Regions from separate parts of the Homo sapiens genome. Here regions 1 and 2 are each linked to region 3. Evidence: chromatin contacts called from ENCODE Hi-C or POLR2A ChIA-PET data. All regions are on one chromosome and are shown on one strand. The core of a region is the stretch at or near the end of the contact, and the rest is flanking DNA. Distances in the headings are between cores, read along the strand shown. Region 1 overlaps CYTH1 (cytohesin 1). Region 2 overlaps CYTH1 (cytohesin 1). Region 3 overlaps SEPTIN9 (septin 9).

Evidence for each region. Hi-C counts contacts between places; a loop is a spot of excess contacts on that map. ChIA-PET counts read pairs that join two places held with the same protein, here RNA polymerase II (POLR2A). Pooled maps may share reads with other maps.
Region 1: a map of OCI-LY7 shows a loop between it and region 3 (5-fold over the local background). The contact joins two enhancer-like sites. A Hi-C loop is called at or near these places in 1 of 168 maps with a recorded cell type or tissue (OCI-LY7), 1 of 37 single-sample maps with no recorded cell type and 3 of 50 pooled maps. POLR2A ChIA-PET finds 5 or more read pairs at or near these places in 1 of 52 experiments (GM12878).
Region 2: a loop to region 3 is called in a map with no recorded cell type, with 11 times the contacts of the local background. The contact joins two enhancer-like sites. A Hi-C loop is called at or near these places in 1 of 37 single-sample maps with no recorded cell type and 3 of 50 pooled maps. POLR2A ChIA-PET finds 5 or more read pairs at or near these places in 1 of 52 experiments (activated T-cell).

The regions. Positions count from the first base shown.
Region 1 is chr17:78,731,056-78,735,673 of GRCh38, forward strand. The region is part of intron 1 of CYTH1 (cytohesin 1); the gene reads right to left. Among named protein-coding and RNA genes, the nearest start is that of CYTH1, 49 kb to the right of the region's middle. RefSeq lists a silencer at 1-7 and an enhancer at 2,772-2,831. Within about 2 kb of position 2,521, at least 10 of the 41 ENCODE cell types and tissues checked have a DNase peak (open chromatin) inside an H3K27ac peak, as active enhancers do.
Region 2 is chr17:78,772,366-78,776,856 of GRCh38, forward strand. The region is part of intron 1 of CYTH1 (cytohesin 1); the gene reads right to left. Among named protein-coding and RNA genes, the nearest start is that of CYTH1, 7.7 kb to the right of the region's middle. RefSeq lists an enhancer at 2,204-2,705. Within about 2 kb of position 2,751, at least 12 of the 41 ENCODE cell types and tissues checked have a DNase peak (open chromatin) inside an H3K27ac peak, as active enhancers do.
Region 3 is chr17:77,463,891-77,468,437 of GRCh38, forward strand. All of the region lies in intron 3 of SEPTIN9 (septin 9), which reads left to right. Among named protein-coding and RNA genes, the nearest start is that of MIR4316, 69 kb to the left of the region's middle. RefSeq lists enhancers at 1,375-1,434, 2,035-2,164, 2,116-2,867, 2,868-3,620. Within about 2 kb of position 1,536, at least 26 of the 41 ENCODE cell types and tissues checked have a DNase peak (open chromatin) inside an H3K27ac peak, as active enhancers do.

The DNA.
Region 1 (4,618 bases), core at 1,271-3,770, 1.3 Mb after region 3:
CTCCATTTTTCCCCTAGTGTATTACCTAGGGCTACAGAATCAACGCATCACATAGTCAGGAGAAAAACAAAAAGGTAACTTGGAATATATGAAGGCAGGAGATCAGCATAACTCAACAGTGGCTGTTGAAACTTAAAATCCTGGCTGATTTGGACTCAGTTTTCAGAGTCCTTCCCAGGAGCCACAGCAATGGCTTTCATTTGCAGAACTGACCAGGGCTAGACTAGATAACTTCTAAGGCACCTCATGGCTTTAAGAGTCTGTGATTACACTACTGTTAGTGACTCTGTCCCAGGTAATTACTTAATGGCTCCAGCCGTAACACAAAACCCATATGAATTCCCCACAAGTTAAAGTTCTTCTGAAGGTAAACAGGAGAAGATGGTGGCAGTTTTAAGAGTCCTTTTCTAAAAAGGAAATCTCGTCGGGCGCGGTGGTTCACGCCTGTAATCCCAGCACTTTGGGAGGCCGAGGTGGGCAGATCACGAGGTCAGGAGATCGAGACCATCCTAGCTAACACGGTGAAACCCCGTCTCTACTAAAAATACAAAAAATAGCCGGGAGTGGTGGCGGGCGCCTGTAGTCCCAGCTACTTGGGAGGCTGAGGCAGGAGAATGGCGTGAACCCGGGAGGCGAAGCTTGCAGTGAGCTGAGATAGTGCCACTGCACTCCAGCCTGGGCGACAGCGAGACTCCGTCTCAAAAAAAAAAAAAAAACAAAAAAAAACAAATAAAAAGGAAATCTCAGCTAGGCTGAAAACAGAAAGAAAGGCAGAGACAAGAACACTATAAATCCAGTAAAGTTGCCTTTGCAGGATTATCAAAATCCAAGGGAAAAATGAGAGATGGATACTACTAAAAATTTCCAGGAGGTCTAGCCCAGCATCTCTGATTTAACCAGCAGTAAACTGCATGCAGGTTCTGTCAGCCTGCAGCCACACACAGGTTCCTGCGAACCCTCCTGAAGCACAGGGAGGGGTGGATGAAAACGGGAATCTCTGCTGTTTCCTAGGGCCACTCCTGCTCCAACTCTACCTCCTATCTGCATCTACAGTCCCTGACTTTGTCCTCCCTTCGGCTGACCACGCTGCAGGCTGATAAAGGCTCTTAATGCCCAGACCTGTGCCTACCAAGACCTAAGATACCTGCCTTTTCTCTCCACCGATACTGACATCTTAGAAAATTCCACCTGTTGCCTTCCACATCCCTCCTGTCTAATCAGACTTTGGGTCTTGATCCCCCACAGCCAGTCCTGTGCTTTCATATTCCATAATGAAGAGAAAACTTGGGAGGCTACACAAAGACTCAGATAATGGATAAGGGTCAGCTTTCTTCAGAGGGGCAGAATCCAAGCCCTTGTTTCTATTCACCTTCATTAAGAAGAAAGGGCAGTTCTAATCCTCTGTGTAATACCGTGAGCATTCATCTCTGGTGTACTCAACAGGAAAGCCTATAAAATTCAAACCAGAGTGAATCCTCTTCAAAACTTGTCACAGCAGATGGTGATACAGGTTTCTTGCTATGATGTGTGCTTTGTACAATGCCAAACATGCTCCTGCTTAAAAATAAAGATGTAACCATTTCTGATTCTGCAAAATACAAAATCCATAAGGAAGGGAGTGAGAAATATCTAGGGGGATATGAATTGATAGTTACAGCACCTCAGGTCTTCCTGCAAACACCACAACCTGAGCAACTTGTCCAACTAGAGACTACCACAATCACATGGCACGCATTAAAACATGGGATAACCACCGGGCGCGGTGGCTCCCGCCTGTAATCCCAGCACTGTGGGAGGCCAAGACAGGTAGATCACGAGGTCAAGAGATAGAGGCCATCCTGGCCAACATGGTGAAACCCTGTCTCTACTAAAAATACAAAAATTAGCCGGGCGTGGTGGTACGTTCCTGTAGTCCCAGCTACTCGGGAGCCTGAGGCAGGAGAATCACTTGAACCCGGGAGGCAGAAGTTGCAGTGAGCCAAGATCACGCCCAGCCTGGCAACAGAGTGAGACTCCATCTCAAAAAAAAAAAAAAAAAAAAAAAAAAAAAAGGATAACATGGAAAGTTCACGTCAAGGACAGCATTTTAGAAGCAATCTGAAAATCCAGTGTCCCACTGAGGAAGCCTATACTTCATTCTATTTGGCATATTTTCCTACAAATAATACTAGTTTATACACACATGCTATCTTACAGCTTAAAATGTTTTCTCATTTCCACTTTTTTAAATTTTCCAACAAAGCTCAACTGTAACTCTGCATATTTCCTGACAATGAACTATACACTGTTCTCATCAGTTTACAGGTAAGATAAAGACTCAATGAGTACAAATAATCTACCTCGGGTACACTACCAATAGAGCCCAATTCACATTCCGGTCACCGGCTGCATCCTCAGCTCTTTTTTTTTTCTCTTACTGAAATACACAGATTCACTTCAGCTCAGCGTTTACTGAGCATCTGCCATAGGCGCAGCCTGTGCTTGGAGCTGGGATTTAAACAGCTCCAGTCCCTGGCCTGCACAGAAAGTGAAGGCCAGTGGGGACAGGCATGTAAGCCCGTAGCAGCAGCACACCCGGCCACAGCGGCCAAGTGCAGCAAGTACTCACAGAATTCCAGGCGATGCCAAGAGGCTTCAGAGGGGCCAACCTGTGAGCCAGAACTTGAAGGACCAACGGATTCCCCAGATGGACAAGAACAGAATGGTGTATACCAAGCAAGATAAAGTGTATGGAAGTGACAGAGGCCAGCAACAATGGGCACACCACAGGGCAAGGCCCAGGACACAGCAGGGCTGAACTGGCACCCTGAAGGGGGCTTAGTGTCTGCCTGTGAAGGGCCTCAGGTCCCACACCAAAGATTTTGGAATCTATCCCAAAGAGATGCCAAAGAGAGAGTTCAAAGGCAAATCAAGGCCGGGCACAGTGGTTCACGCCTGTAATCCCAGCACTTTGGGAGGCCAAGGTGGGTGGATCACATGAGGTCAGGAGTTCAACACAAGCCTGGCCAACATGGTGAAACCTCGTCTCTGCAAAAAATACAAAAATTAGCCGGGTGTGGTGGCATGCACCTGCAGTCCCAGCTACTCAGGAGGCTGAGGCAGGAGAATCGCTTGAACCCAGGAGGCAGAGGTTGCAGTGAGCCAAGATTGCACTCCAGCCTCGGCAACAGAGCGAGACTCTGTCTCAAAAAAAAAAAGGCAAATCAAGGGGGACTGACATTAACAAGATTAAATAGCTAAAAATAATAATAACTTATGGCAGTTAAGAAAATAGTGCCCAATTAATTAAACTGGTTAATTCTCACTAACACACATATACAGAATGAAAACTGACGAATGTATGTACCAATGTACCAATGTACCAGGTAAAAAAAAGCTTTTTTTTTTTTTTTTTTTTTTTTTAGAGACAAAGTCTCACTCTGTCACCCAGGCTGGAGTGCAGTGGTACGATTTCGGCTCAACGCAACCTCAGCCTCCTGGGTTCAAGCTATTCTCCTGCCTCAGCCTCCAAGTAGCTGGGATTACGGGCTCCTGCCACCACACCCGGCTAATTTTTGTATTTTTAGTAGAGACAGGGTTTCACCATGTTGGCTAGGTTGGTCTGGAACTCCTGACCTCAGGTGATCCGCCTGCCTGGGCCTCCCAAAGTGCTGGGATTATCAGTGTGAGCCATCGCGCCCAGCCAGAAAGCAATATTTTTAACCTAAAAATTGTGGGTTTGAGATTAATGCAGCAGAAGAGTCTGACTTCCTTAAAGAATATTTTCAAAAACCCCCACATACCCTTTCTTAGGCGTGTTCTTTAGGGCGTAAGTCTAGTTAAAAGCAGCTCTATGGAAAGCATAACTGACTCTTAACTTCTGCCCTCCCCTGGGATCTCAGGGACCTGCCAGAGGAAACTCCATTTGTCCCCCTCCTTTTACACCTACCTAAATGCCACTCTGTCTCTCACGGCAATGTCTAAGGGCATCTATTTTAGCAGTGGTTTAAAGGGCAACACTGCCTTCAGTCCCAGGTGACAACACAAGGAAATACCATGGGAGGGGGTAAGGGAAGCGAAGAAGCACCAGTTCTTTAAGGTTACTTGGTCAAAGCAAAGCTGTTCAGTAATTCTACCTCTAAGCTCCCGGCCCCTAACCTCATGCCCCACCCCCATCACTCCCACTGTTGATTAGGGTAGTTCATGTTGACTTTTGAAGCCTCCAGGATAAAAAGTGACTATTACACAGCACCTCCGGTGGGTCTGAAGCTAGGCTCACCCGGAAGGACCAGAAGCAAGTAAGCGTGAGGGACCATGGCCAGGCCCGGCTCACTCCTGCTGTCCCAGCATAGTCACTAGTGTCCTCTTCCACTCTCAAAAGTGTTCCCTTTGGAACTAGATCTTGGCTAGTGTGGACTCACCTTTCAGTTAGAAAAGCACCAAGCAGGCAGTTCAGCCCTGGCCTGGCACGTCCCCTCACTACTGACCCCTCTTCAGATACAGAAGTATCGTTATGGACACCTGTGCATGCTTCCCTCCCAGCGTCCCCCACGCGTGCTGCAGCTTTCAGTGTCGCCCGTGGACACTGTCCAGGATCATTTGCACTTAGAGGTGGGGCTTTCAAATGTGCTTTATAGTG
Region 2 (4,491 bases), core at 1,501-4,000, 1.3 Mb after region 3:
GCAATCTTCTAATTCTTACTATAGAATAAGTGTCCTAACTGATCGTGAATGCAAGAAATACTGAAGAAAAAATCTGTTTGACATAATCTCTTTTGATTAACACATGGAACATTTAGAAAGGAGCAGGTATGAGCCATAAGATTCCAGAAACTGAAGTGTTTTGTTTTGTTTCGTTTTTGTTTTTGTTTTTTGAGATGGAGTCTCACTCTGTCGCCAGGCTGGAGTGCAGTGGCGCGATCTCGGCTCACTGCAACCTCCGCCTCCCAGGTTCAAGCAATTCTCCTGCCTTAGCCTCCTGAATAGCTGAGACTACAGGCGTGCACCACCACACCCAGCTGATTTTTTTATTTTTATTAGAGACAGAGTTTCACAATGTTGGCCAGGATGGTCTCGATCTCTTGACCTCATGATCCGGCCACCTTGGCCTCCCAAAGTGTTGGGATTACAGGCGTGAGCCACCACACCTGGCCTGTTTTGTTTTTGAGACATGGTCTCACTCTGTTGCCCAGGCAGGAGTACAGTGGCACGATCTCAGCTCACTGCAACCTCCGCCTCCCAGGTTCAAGCGATTCTAGTGACTCAGCCTCTTGAGTAGCTGGGATCACAGGCAGGCACCACCACACCCGGCTAATTTTTTTTTGTATTTTAGTAGAGATGGGTTTTCACCATGTTGCCCAAGCTGCTCTTGTACTCCTGAGCTTAAGCGATCTGCCCACCTCGACCTCCCAAAGTGCTGGGATTACAAGCATGAGCCACCATGCCCAGCCTGAAACTGAACAGTTTATCATTATAACCCAGACCAATACAATCTGTTTAATTCACAGGAAGGTGTGGTGGCTCATGCCTGTAATCCTAGTACTTTAGGAAGCCAAGGCAGGAGAATCACTTGAGGCCAGGAGTTCAAGACCAGCCTGGGTAACACAGTGAGACCCTGCTCTATTTAATTAAAAGAAAAATTATAGTTTCAAAAAAAAAATCTACTGGCCAGGAGCGGTGGCTCACGCCTGTAATCCCAGCACTTTGGGAGGCCGAGGCGGACGGATCACCTGAGGTCAGGAGTTTGAGGCCAGCCTTACCAACATGGTGAAACCCCATCTCTACTAAAAATACAAAAATCAGCAGGGCATGGTGGCGTGCGCCTGTAATTCCGCTACTCAGGAGGCTGAGGCACAAGAATTGCTTGAACCCGGGAGGCAGATGTTGCAGTGAGCCGAGATTGTGCCACTGCACTGCAGCCTGGGCGACAGAGCAAGACTCCATCTCAAAAAAAAAAAAAAAATTAAATTAAATTAAATTTTCTAAAAATCTATTTAATTCACAATTTCTTCTCGTAAGGAAACATTTTGTAGTTGGCCAGAAGACAATATATGGGTTGAGAGATCTTTCATCTTTAAAAGAAAAATTAAAAGAAAGGTAAACGACTGTTACAATTAGCCAAAATCTAACCTAAACCCCAGTCAAAACTGATACACATTTTCCCCATGCTTAAAACAGTGACAAAAACCTGTAAATCACTTTATTTGATAGAAAAGAGTTAACCTAAGTTAAGTAAATAAACCATCATTTCTTATGATGTAGCCAGTTCATAATACACAAATATGCAAAATAAAAATTTTTTTCAATCCAGCTAGTGATCAGTAGATTTAATAAGTCACCATTTTGTAACCACCAAATTCAGTTTGTTTGCTTGTTTGTTTTAAAAAAAAACTTTTAAAATGTTGATCCTCACTGAGGGCACATTTGCACTATTACAGGTACGTGTACTGATACATTGCTAAGAAAAGAGTAAATTGGTGCAGCCCTTTTGGAAAAAGTTGGCACCAGACATCAAGAATTCTAAAAATGTTTATACTCTGACATGTTCATGTCACCCTGAGAATATATCTTAAAGACCACAAAGTGTGTATAATTATGGCAACCTTATGTTCCAGATTTTCTAAGAAGGTGTTCACTGTAAATAATTGTGTTCTTTTCAATAAAGGCAAATCAGTAAGTTAGTAACTAAGTTTGAGAATAATGGAAGTCATCCATATCATAGAAAAACAAAGAAAACGGGTTCTGCATGGGGTCAAACATGCACAGAAGTGTTCTGGTTTCTGTTTGAAATGGAGAGTTGAGGAAAAAAACTCAAACTCACCACATATTAACTTTTTACAAGATGGAACTTGGTTCAATCCATTATTCCCTCCACAGTTGCTGAGCTGCCTCTGTAGGGCCCCAGGCACCATGCCTATTCTGGAGACATGGTGATGAAAAGGCAAATCTTTCTTAAATGCAACAGGCTCCTCTCCCCAGCCCGCAGCAGCACCCAGACATGCCAGTGCCCAGACCTTATTTTTCTTGTTGAATCTTCTCACCACCCACACACAGGTCTCCATGGTACAGCATGACAGCTCTTCCTATAATTCTGATATAAATCCTCCTTTTATCCAGAGTCTTTGGTCACAAACCGTAATACATACATGTGAAATGTTCCCAAATCTTGAGTAGACACTCAAGATTATGCCTGTGAGAAAACTCCTTTCCATGAAAACACAGAAGAAACTACTCTCTTTTCTTATCAAACCCCCGAAGTACCCACCAGGGCATTCGGCATGGGAAATCGGGTTAGAACTGCCGCAAGGCACTGCTCCCTCAGACAGCCCACCACCTGTGGCTGGCATAACGGCCCTGGACTTGCTGCCTGCTTTCCCTCTGTGCCACTAGGCACCCACCCCTGCAGTCACCCCAGCTCCCGAGGCATCACACCATCCACAGACCACAGGGTTAGTCCTCCTGAGGTCCCTCTGTGTGTTATGACACCACACCTAACCCGGCACAGAAACCAGGCTGAACACCCTGACAGTCTCCTGTGGCCCATGAAGATTGGGGGGGCCGCTGGGGGTTAGGGGAAGAGGAGAGATGGAAGGAAGTTACTAATTAAGAGTGATCTTGAAAGCCTCGGGTGCTAAGGGTCTTTTTTCTTTTTACCCCTGTCCTGAGTATTCCCTTATATCCTTCCCTCAAAGGCCAAAGCTAGAGACAGCAGATACGTTTTTATGCAATTGGACCTCAATGCTTCTCGAAATATGCGAATGAACAACTTTCTTGAATGTCTTACCCCACCACTCTTCCTCTACAGAGAAAGTGAAACCTCGTTTTTTTAATTCTTGCTGAAAACACTGCTATTTTAACTTGAAATTTGTTCTTTCTTGTTTTAGATAATGAATTAGTTCTACCTTTCCTGCTTTAGATAATCAATCTGGGAACTCAATGTAAAAATTACATCAAAGGCAAATAAAAAGTAAGGTATTTCAGAAGCTGAATAAGTAAAGGACATTTGCAGACGTCTCTTCCTTTTCATTTGAAAACTCACCTAAAAATTATTTTAAAATTCTCTGTTGACAACTTCCCTAATTGAAGCTAACTTCTTGAAAGGAACAAAAATAAGACATGCATTTGCTATAATGAACATGATAGACTCCAGCAACTTTCATTTTAAATGTTTATATAGAAATTATGCTTAAAGGCCAGGCACGGTGGCTCATACCTGTAATCCCAGCACTTTGGGAGGCTGAAGTGGGCAAATCACCTGAGGTCAGGAGTTTGAGATCAGCCTGGCCAACATGGTGAAACCTCGTCTCTACTAAAAATACAAAAATCAGCCGGGTGTGGTGGCACATGCCTGTAATCCCAGCTACTTGGGAAGCTGAGACAGGAGAATCACTTGAACCCAGGAGGCAGAAGTTGCAGTGAGCTAAGATCACGCCACTGCACTTCAGCCTGGGAAACAGAGTAAAACTCTGTCTCAACAACAAAAAAAAGAAATTATGCTTAAAAAGGAAGTTCATAATTGAATCACGGCAACTGCAGTCATTAGCCCCAAAATGATGACCATTACAGAGCAACAGGATGAACATACTCTCTGGAAAATCCCGCAAATACTCCCTTAAAGTGCATTATATGTGGTTTTCTGTTTACAACCCTGAACATTATTACACAGAAATATATACTGGCAACAGTACACACAAGCCAGGCGCAATGGCTCACACCTGTAATCCCGGCACTTTGGGAGGCTGAGGCGGGCAGATCATTTGAGGTCAGGAGTTCGAGACCAGCCTGGCCAACATGATGAAACCCCATCTCTACTAAAAATACAAAACAATTAGCTGAGCGTGGTAGCACACGCCTGTTGTCCCAGCTACTCAGGAGGCTGAGGCACGAGAATCGCTTGAACCCGGGAGGCAGAGGGTGCAGTAAGCCAAGATCGTGCCACTGGACTCCAGGCTGGACAACAGAGCGAGACTCTGTCTCAAAAAAAAAAAAAAAAAAAAGTACACACAGTATGCATGTTATAAAGAAAATGTATGCAAAATTTAATTTTTACGATTTTTTTCTTTTTCCTGAGCAGAATAGTATTTTCTTAAGTTAATGGTTTGTCTGGTGGGACTCCACAGTGCCATAAACAGTTTTTTTTTTTTTAAAAAAAGAAACCAATAGGCCAGGTGCAGT
Region 3 (4,547 bases), core at 286-2,785:
TCGCTGAAAATGTCAAATCCTAGAGAACACAGCATTCCTACAAGTGATGTTAACATTGTTCTTGATCAGTTGTTGGCTGAAGATTCATTTGATGAATCTGATTTTTCCAGAATAGACGACTCAGATGACTCTGTTGTTTTGCTTAGAAATAACTGCAGGAACAATTTAAAAAATTTTTTTTCTTTTTAATTTTTTTGTTTTTTGAGACGGACTCTCTCTGTTGCCCAGGCTGGAGTGCAGTGGCACGATCTCGGCTTACTGCAACCTCTGCCTCCTGGGTTCAAGTGATTCTCCAGTCTTAGCCTCCTGAGTTTAGCTGGGATTACAAGGTGCCTGCCACCACACGTGGCTAATTTTTTGTATTTTTAGTAGAGACGGTGTTTCACCAGGTTGACCAGGCTAGTCTCGAACCCCTGACCTCAAATAATTGGCCCATGTCGGCTTCCCAAAGCGCTGGGATTACAGGCGTGAGCCACCACGCCTGGCCAGTTTTTATATTTAATTTTCACACAGAGCATCCAGTCAGATTTGCTTCAGCCTCAAAGAGCGTGTTTATGTAAAATTAAGTGAGTGCTGGCAGTGAGCTGAACTTTCTAAAAGGTAAAAGGGTTAAATATTAAACTCATCCAAAAACACCTTCACAGACACACTCAGAATAATGTTTGACCGGTTACCTAGGTGCCCCATAGCCCAGTCCAGTTGACACAGAAATTTTTTTTTTTTTTTTTGAGACGGAGTCTCGCTCTGTCGCCCAGGCTGGAGTGCAGTGGCGCGATCTTGGCTCACTGCAAGCTTCGCCTCCCAGGTTCACGCCATTCTCCTGCCTCAGCCTCCCGAGTAGCTGGGACTACAGGTGCCCACCACCACACCCGGCTAATTTTTTTTTTTGTATTTTTAGTAGAGATGGGGTTTCACCGTGGTCTCAATCTCCTGACCTCGTGATCCACCCGCCTCAGCCTCCCAAAGTGCTGGGATTACAGGCATGAGCCACTGCGCCCGGCTGACACAGGAAATTAACCATCACAGTTACACAGCCATCGCCATTAATCCCAGCACATTTCATCATCCCCAAAAGAGACCCTGCCCCCATTAGCCAATCCCCATTCCCAACTCCGGGCTCTCAGCCCCTAGCCACCGCTCATCTGCCTTCGTCTCTATGAATTCACCTGTTCTAGATAGTTTGTATAAGTGGAATCGTACAGTATGTGGCCTTGGTGTCTGGCTCCTTTCACTTGGTAGAATATTTTCAAGGCTCATCCACATTGTAGCAGGTGCTGGTGCTTCATTCTTTTTCATGGCCGAATAATATTCCATCGTGGATAGACCACACTGTGTATCTCTTCATCTGCTGATGGACATTTGGGTTGTTTCTGCTTTTTGGCATAATTCTGTTGTGAAGAATTCTGCAGTGAGTGCTGGTCTACAGGTTTTTGTGTGAACATGTTTTCATTTCTCTTGGGTAATTGCAAGATCATGTGGTTTAGCCAACCAGCCTTTAAGCCATGTGTCTGCTGAGGGACCCAGGCCTGGTGGGGGTGCATTGCTGTGCTTGGCCAGCCAGGTGCTGCGAGTCCGTGTCGCAGCCATTTCTCTGTGCTGTGCTCTGAGGTTGTCTCGCCGGCACCGGGCACTGTGAGCCCCAGGAGGCCAAAGCCCCCTTTGTTTTATCTTGAGTCCAGGCCTCGCTCCATGAACTAGGATGAATGGACATTGAATCAACGCAGGGATGGGTGGGGCTGGGGTGGGGACGCAGAGTGACCCCGGGGGCCTGCAGCTGGGTCCTGGCTGCTGACTTCCAGTTTCCTTTGCCTGTTGGAGCCCAGAACAAGTCAGAAAGGGGAAATGCAAAGTTCGAGTGTCTTTTCTGTGGTAGACTGGCAGGCCTGGGTGGGTGAGCCACTTGCAGCTAGTTGCAGCGTGAGAGAGGAAGTGGGAGGGGAGGGAGAGGGTGAGTTTGGTGTAACTCACCCCTGGAAGGAGGCTGGGCTGAGGCTGGGGGAAGTGACTTTTATTTTTCTGAGAGGATTCTTCCCTGGGGCCAACTTCAAACCAAGGGAGACAAGACCTTCCTGGGGGAGGCTGGAAGTGCTGGGGCCCCCAGGTGGGCAGGTCTCCCAGGGCCAACGTCTTGGGGAAGCTATAAGTTACCATGTTTCTGGACTGTCACACACACACACACACACACACACACACACACACACACACACACACACACACGAGTAAACTGTAACACAAATGTGTGCCCATGAAAGTGCCCACTTTAAACCACCACACAGCCTGTAAAGCGAAGGCCCTGGCCCGCATCTGGGCACCCACTGCCCAGCCAGCCGGTAGGCAGTTTGCACTGTAGTCTGTTACCATCCCTCAGAGATGCAGCCGAGGAGCCCAGCTGGCTTGGAGGGCCCAGTGGGCGCAGCCTCAGGAAAGTGGTCAGGCCCGGGCCAGGCCCCTTCCCCCTCCCAGCCTTGGGAGAAATTACCATATGAATGTAGCTCCTTCCCGGAGTTCGGGCTGGAAGGGCCTGGGAGGGGACAGGCTCCCACCCCAGGAGCTTCCAGGTTCCGGCTGCTGCCTGTGTTAGCTGCGTGAGCGTGAGCGAGCCAGGGGTCACTACTGGGTGGAAGGAAGAAGCGGGCATTTCTTCCAGGAGGTCACCGTTGGAGTCCCACAGTAGGTCAACCCCAGGCCCTGGGTCCTCGGGAGGAGGAGAAAGAAGAGAAGCAGGAGGTGTGGAGGGTAGGCCAGGACCAGAAGGCACACAGGGTCGGGGCAGTGTGGGAGACCCTGGGGGCTCCCTCATTTAACCAGCTAACATCACAGCGTTCATAAGAACACGCTATTACTGCAGTTTTATTACTTTGCTCTGATTTCAGAAGGCACAACTGATGACTTTAGGGAACGGAGAATCTGAGGAAGGCCTCGCAGGAGAGGGTCAGATGCGATCGAGTAAATGTGAGCCGTCTGTAAACTGTAGAGTGCACGCACAGCACCGGTCAGCCCTGGGGTCAGTGTTCCCCTGGTGCTCAGCTCGGCCTCTGCACCTTTTAGTGCTCGGCTGGGCTCTGTGGGGGTCAGGGCTGGGTCTGGTACATTAGAGGACTTCTACCAAGCCCCTGGCAGTGTCTCAGTTACTAAATCCAGTTTGCCAGTTACTAAATCCGCTCTGCCGGTTCCCGAATCACTCTTCCGCTGGGGCCGGCCATGTCACGTCAGGCTTTTCATGCAGGACGGCAGATGGATAGACGCTGGGACCAAGTCATCCTTGGGCCGCGAGACGTCTGACCTTCTGCTGGTGTCTCAGAAGATGCTAGCTCTCCGTGGCATGTCTTCCACGCGGTGCTTGGGGACCAGTGGCCTCTAAGGGGCCCCCCTGCCTCAGCGTGGGGAGTGGCCTGGCCAAGGTCTCAGTGTCTGGTTGGAGCCAGGCATAGGCTCAGGTGTACTGGCTGGAGGCCTCCTGCCCATGGGCTCTGCCTGTCCTGTGTCCCTGGTCCTTACTGTGTCTTCTGTGTTCCTGGGAGAGACCCCAGGGGCCCTGAGCCCAGCACTGGGGTTGGGGAGTGGGCGGGGAAGAGGGTGGGGATTAGGGTCCCTGGCTGCAGAACAGCCAGGCCCCAAGTCCCCACTCCACTCCCCTCCCACCGGGCGCCTCATCCCACACTGACCATTTCCTGAAGAAAATTTCCTGAACCGGCCTCCCACCCCGGCTGTCCCAGGAAGCCCATCCATCCTTCCGCCTTAATGCTTTGTGGCTCCAGAAGGATGGTGGAAGCCGGAAATCATGAGTCTCATTCACAGGCGGCCACACACCGAAGCCGCGGAGACGCCGTGGGAAAGGACTCTGGCCAGCGCGGCCGGCACAGAGGGAGCGGTGTTACCGGGGTAGACGGGAACCGTGGCTGCCCCCATGCTGGTCTGGGAGAGACGAGGGGCCGGACGAAAGGACAGCAGACTGGCCATTCATTCATTTATTCATTCACTCATTCACAGCGTCTTACTGGGTGCTTCGGACGTGTAAGGTTTTGTGGGTAGTGAATGCGACAGACCCCAGACAGCAATCGGAGGGCCACGTGTGTAAGAACTGAGGGACCTAGGCTGGGCGTGGTGTCTCAAGCCTGTAATCTCAGCACTTTGGGAGGCAGAGGCGGGCGGATTACGAGGTCAGGAGATCGAGACCATCCTGGCTAACACGGTGAAACCCCGTTTCTACTAAAAATATAAAAAATTAGCCGGGCGTGGTGGCGGGCGCCTGTAATCCCAGCTACTCAGGAGGCTGAGGCAGGAGAATGGCGTGAACCCGGGAGGCAGAGCTTGCAGTGAGCCCAGATAGTGCCACTGCACTCCAGCCTGGGCGACAGAGTGAGACTCCATCTCAAAAAAAACAAAACAAAACAAAACAAAACAAAAACTGAGGAACCCAGTGTAGATGAGCTATCCCGGGAAAACAAGTGGGAGTTCTAGGAACAGCATGGGGAAGGGATGGTCCCGGCAGGGAGGACCTCTGTGGGTAGCCTTGTTGGAAGAGCTGAAAGGCAGCCAGAGAGGCT